Regions from separate parts of the Homo sapiens genome. Here region 1 is linked to region 2. The links are chromatin contacts, found by Hi-C or POLR2A ChIA-PET in ENCODE. All regions are on one chromosome and are shown on one strand. The core of a region is the stretch at or near the end of the contact, and the rest is flanking DNA. Distances in the headings are between cores, read along the strand shown.

Evidence for each region. A loop is a pair of places that touch in the nucleus more often than their neighbours do. ChIA-PET counts read pairs that join two places held with the same protein, here RNA polymerase II (POLR2A). Pooled maps may share reads with other maps.
Region 1: a loop to region 2 is called in a map of prostate gland, with 2.8 times the contacts of the local background. The contact joins the enhancer-like site here to the promoter of ZMIZ1 in region 2. A Hi-C loop is called at or near these places in 3 of 168 maps with a recorded cell type or tissue (Caco-2, PC-3 and prostate gland) and 1 of 50 pooled maps. POLR2A ChIA-PET finds 5 or more read pairs at or near these places in 1 of 52 experiments (PC-9).

The regions. Positions count from the first base shown.
Region 1 is chr10:78,513,763-78,516,462 of GRCh38, reverse strand. No RefSeq gene overlaps it. Among named protein-coding and RNA genes, the nearest start is that of LINC00595, 250 kb to the right of the region's middle. Within about 2 kb of position 1,327, at least 4 of the 41 ENCODE cell types and tissues checked have a DNase peak (open chromatin) inside an H3K27ac peak, as active enhancers do.
Region 2 is chr10:79,067,540-79,070,239 of GRCh38, reverse strand. It overlaps ZMIZ1 (zinc finger MIZ-type containing 1), which reads right to left and starts at 1,274. Exons shown (of 25, transcript NM_020338.4): 1 at 970-1,274. RefSeq lists enhancers at 264-313, 1,515-2,360, silencers at 514-1,493, 1,754-1,823, 2,624-2,700 and a cis regulatory region at 956-1,641.

The DNA.
Region 1 (2,700 bases), core at 78-2,577, 550 kb after region 2:
AAATTCCCACCAGGTCCCCATGCCTGCGCCAGCTGCACACAGGGCAGGAGGTATATCCACAGCTCTGCCCAAGGGGTGGGGCTGTGAGGGACCCTCAACATCAAACCTGACAGACTGGCAGAAATGAGTCTGGGACTTCCAAGTCCAGCTCACCCATGCTGGGCCAGCCCTGCTCAAAATGTAGGGCTTCCTCCATACAGGATCTCCTTGACTACAGAAACCCTCAAATTCTGTTTTCTGGGGTGGAGAGGATTGAGGTCCTACCTGGAAACCAAACTGAGTGAGTGGCTATGTCTCTTGCATGCCCAGGGACTCTCCCAAACTGTCAGGAACCTGACACTTCCCTTGAGTGGGAATTTAATGTTGGAGAACCTAGGCTTGAACAGAATAAGGTAGAATGGAGTTCAAATCTCATCTCTGGCACATCCTGGCTGTATGATGTCAGGAAATCACATTTCAGGGCCTTAATCTGTCTATCAGGAAAACAGGTGTAATGATATGAATCTCCAGCTGAGAAGTAAATGTGATCATTCACAGAGGATGCTCTACACGCTGCCTGGCAGTGGAAAGTCTCTCTACATGGCAGGGATTATGGGTGTTCCTTTGTGGCACAAAATCCAGTTGTCCTCTCCTTTAGAGGCATGCGGAAGACATTCCTGCCCCTGGTAGTCAGTGACTATTGGCCATTTGGTGGTGATCTGTGTCACCCGAGTATAGGGCGTGTAAGGACAGGCATGCTTTTAACACAGTCTCTCCCCCTTCCTTGGTAAGCCACCTTTTGCAATGGCAGCATCACTAGATGATGAGGGGTCTCACCAGGCTGGATCTCTGAGACAGTACGTGGAGCAGAGCCCTTTACCAGCTCCTGCAGGGACTGGCATGTAAGCCAGAAATAAACCTTTATTGTATTAAGCTATGGAGTCTGGTTACTTGAGCAGACTCGGTGCATCCTGCAAATACAGCATCCGATTCCCTAGCCACCAAGTCAGCACCAAGCCTTTGCTCTTCATTCTGCATGTTGGACATAGGGCTTGGAGGCCCTGGGCCCTCCCTCTCCCCCTCCTCCCTGACAGTGAGCTGTAGCTCTCAGCCACTCCCTACCCACATTGCCTCCCCTCCCTGCTGGCCCTCATTGCTGAGGTCTGAGCAGGCTTGGGCCTGGACCAGAGGAAAGGGTGGCAGGAGAAGCCAGGAAGAGCGCTGTCTGGAGCTCCAGATGGACCTGCCCTCGGGGGCTAAAGTGCTCTGCTTGACTCAAAGCCCAGGGCAGCAGAAGTGCCCAGCACAGGCTGGCTGCATCTGCAGCCTCCTGCCCCTGGCACCGTGGTTGTAAACTCCTTCCCATAGAGAAGCAGAGAAAGGTCACACTGACCTCTTGTTTCCTCTGAATCAGCCAAATTTTCACTCCTCTGTTGAGGTCTGAACGCTAAACAGTGCCTTTTACGGCTGAAGATATTTTCCATAGGGCTGTAGAAAGTGAGCTAGAGGGACTGTCCACACCAATTCCATGGTACAGAGTAGAAAACTGAGGACTGAAGAAGGATGGGACTTGCCCAGTAGCAATGATTGTCATGAGACCAGAATCTTGCTACCAGCATAAGCACTGAGCACAAATGTCAATTAATTTTATTTTTCTAGAATCTGGAACTTGCTTTGTCCAGAGCTAAGTGGTTTAGCCAAAGAGATAGCTTCTGCTGACCAGGAATGTGATGTCCATTCTGAAAAGACCACAGCTCGTCCTAGCCAGACAGCGAACCCAGAGAGCGAACCCAACCTGCATGGCTGAGCCTGCCTGGCTGTCCAGCAGGGCATGAGCTTTCTGTGTGCTCAGGAGGGAGGCCTTGTGGTGGGTCCTCTGCATCACCAACCCCAGTGTTCTCCACTTATTCTGAATCATTTCTTCCAGAAGTAAAAACGCCCAAAAATTAATGACTCTGAGGCAAGAAGAGCCCTTGAAGACTGCATAGATGGCTGCCACTTGGGGCCTCTCCATGGCCCTCTCACCAAGCAGTCATCGAGCCTCTGGCTAAAGCCCTGCTGTGATGGGCAGCTCACTACCTCCCACGGTGGTTATTCCATCATGGGCTTTGTCTCAACATCTAAGTGTGATGTCCCCTCTCTGCTCCAGATCTGCCCTTTGGACCATGTTAAACCCCTCTACACCTTGACAGCCCTTCTAGAATGGGAGGCCCCCTGTGAATCTTCTCCATCTGGGCATGAACAGTCCAAGGCTATCAGCTTTCTTCACGGAACTCAGTGTCCCATCTCCTCACCTCCAGCCCCCTTGCTGCTCAAAGAATGCTCTGGCAGCATGGATATCACCTGCGATCATGTAGAAATGCAGCGTATCAGGCCTGCCCCAGACCTCCTGAATCATTATCTACATCTTAAGATCCCCAGGCCCAGTGTGGTGCTCATGCCTGTAATCCCAGGGCTTTGGGAGGCTGAGGCAGGAGGATTGCTTAAAAGGCCAAGAATTCAAGACTAGCCTGGGCAACACAGCAAGATGTAGTCACCACAAAAAAATTTTAAAATTAGCAGAGTATGATGGCATGTACCTGTAGTCCCAGCTACTCAAGAGGCTGAGGAGGTTAAGGTTGCAATGTGAGCCATGATTGTGCCACTGTACTCCAGCCTGGGCTACAGAGTGAGACCCTATCTCTAAAACAAACAAACAAACAAAAACAACAACAACAACAA
Region 2 (2,700 bases), core at 25-2,524:
CCCTAGACGCCGAGGCCGCGCTCCCCACTGTTTTTTCCCCAGCCCAGACGCCAGGAATGTGAAGCAAGCTTCCAGAACCCGCCTCCCCCCCCCGACCCCGGCTCCAGCCCCGGCCCCCCAACCTCCGCCCCGGCTGGCCTCCCACTCCCCCGGGGCCACCGCCGCCGGAGACGGAGAGGAAGAAAGAACACGGGGAAATTACTTTCGTATTTGCAACGCGCGCGCGCACACACACGCACATCTTCCCCCTGGGCTCCCCTCCTGGCCGGGGCAGCCCCGTCCAGGCACTGGCCTGAGCGCCCCTCTGGCTTGCGAAGCCCTGGGAGAAAACCCTGCACACACACCTCCGCGTTTCTCGTTTGTACCGCGCGCCAGCTTTCCCCGGGCAATTCCCACACAAACAACTTAACCGCGCCCCCACCTCCCATTTACAAAAGTGTATGTTTTCCCTGGAAATTCAGACGCACAAGTTAACACCACCACCCCTTGCCATCCTGAAATCCAGCGCTTTCCCCAGCGGTTCCTGTACACACACAGGCGCACAACTTCGCATCTCCCCAGAGGAGGCGAAGGAGACCGAGGCGGTCCTTCCCTCCCTCCTCCGATTCCCGGTCCTGCCCGGCCCCCGGGTGTAGGGAGCGAGGGCTGGAGGCGCGCCGGCAGGAGGCGGGCACCGGGTCCGCGCGCGCACGACCACACTTACGCCCCGCACACCCTGACAAACCCGGCCCCCACGCGCAGCCCAAGCCGGCTCCGCGCAGCCGGGAGCTCGCCGGCCGCCGGGCCTCGGCCCCCGGCCGCCAAGGAGAGCGGAGCGGAGCCCGCGCCGCCGGCCGGTCGCCCCGCTCCGGGGGACACTTTAAGGGAAAAACCCCAGCACCCAATCCCCACGCTTGCACCCCGAGAGTCCCCGGGGAGCGGGAGGTAGCCCCGGAGCCAGCGGGCGCCTGGCTCTGGCCCCAAACTTACCGGGCGCTGCGAGCGCCGCTGCCGCCGCTGGAGGACGCGCCGCCGCCACCGCCGGGTAGGGCAGGCTCGGGCCGGGAGGAGCGCAGCGAGGGCGCCGAGATCCGCTCGGCTCCGGCTCCTGCTCCGCGCCGGCTGGGGCTGGGGTCACCGCGCTGCGCCGGCGTTGCTCGCTCGCTCGGCCGCCCGATCGCTGCTCGCCCGCCTGCCGCCCGGCCGCCCGCTCTCCCCGGCGCCCGCCGCCGCCGCTCGCTTTTTTAATGTCCACAGACAGTGAAAAGGAACTCGGCGTTAGGGGGTGAGTAAGTGAATCAACTCGCCCGGAGCCGAGCAAGTTGAAGTGTCAGATTACATTGGCTATTCTATTTCCAAAGGGCCCCGCGCCGCCGGCCGCCCGCAAAAGCCGGTGCGGAGTCAGGCCGGAGTGGAGCGCCGCGCCGCGCCGCCGCCGCTGCCGGCGCTCGGCTTGGCTCGCGCTCTGCGCTCTCTTTCCCCTTTCCTTTTCGCCTCTCCTCGTTCTCTCCCTCGCCTTTCCTTTCCTTTCTCTTCCTCTCTTCCTCGCTCCTCGGTCTCGGCGCTCTCCCAGCTTTTCTTCTCCTGGCTCCTGGTTCCCCGCTACGCCACCAGTCCACTCACCTCTCTCCTTGCCCTACTCCCTCCGCTACTCCCTGACGCCCCCTGCAGCCCCCAGCCCCCCTGCAGGCCCCAGCCCCAGTAAGTTTGGAGAGGGGAACAAATGCTGAGCCTAGGTAGGGACCACCTTGGGGAGGAAGCCAAAATCACACTGCTCACCCGAGAGCCCCTGCCCCGCGCTGGCACGCCCCCGCCTGGAGTGCACTCGTGGCCCCGGGCGCTGTCAGGTACCCGAATTGGGGTAAGCGAGTTGGTAACTGGACCTCCAAAGCCTTCCCCTGGGGTTGACTTTGGAATTGTTCCTACAGCCCGGGGACTGGTGGTTGGGGTGGGAAGAGGACCACCACCACCAAGGGTGACTTTGAGGGAGACTAGAGCGCGGCCCCCCGACAGCTGTGGGGGAGCGGGGGTGTGGTGGCCACAGTTGATCCGCGGCACCTAGCACAGTCCAGAGACGCGTGGATTCCCCTAGGCCCGGCGCGGAGCGCCCGGGGCGCTGTGCGCGCGGGCTGCGTGGGAGCTGCTAGGCTGGGGCCTGGCCCTCTGCCCCGGACTGGGCACTGCCAGAGATAGCGGAGAGCTAAGGTACTCACGAGGCGCAGTTGGGTGCACCCACTCGCGGGAGTTCCCCTAGCCGACCCACCCCCCCCCCCCGAGAGCATCCAACTACGCGCCCACTTTGGCTCACGTCCACTGCCACTCTCACGGAAACTCCTACAAGAACGGCACACACGTTCGCTCCCTCAGCATTGCAAACACGCTCCCCCCCAAACCACAAACGCGCCCCCACACACTCGCTTACTTTCCCTCACAAAGATGCCCGCTTACACGGCCACAGCAGGCACGCTCAGAGACACGCAGTTACACACACACATCGCTGTACACAACCCCACATACAATCAAAAAACAAAACACGAAACGTTCCCCTGGGCACTAAATCCTCACGTTAACGTACACACACAAACACACGCCCTCCTCTCCCACTTCCTCTTCCATACCCCTTCCTCGAGGCCCCCCACCCCTGATTTTCGGCACCCCCAGTCCCAATCATAATTGGCGCCCGCGCAGCCCTCTTTGGACACACACGCGCCGCCCACGCAC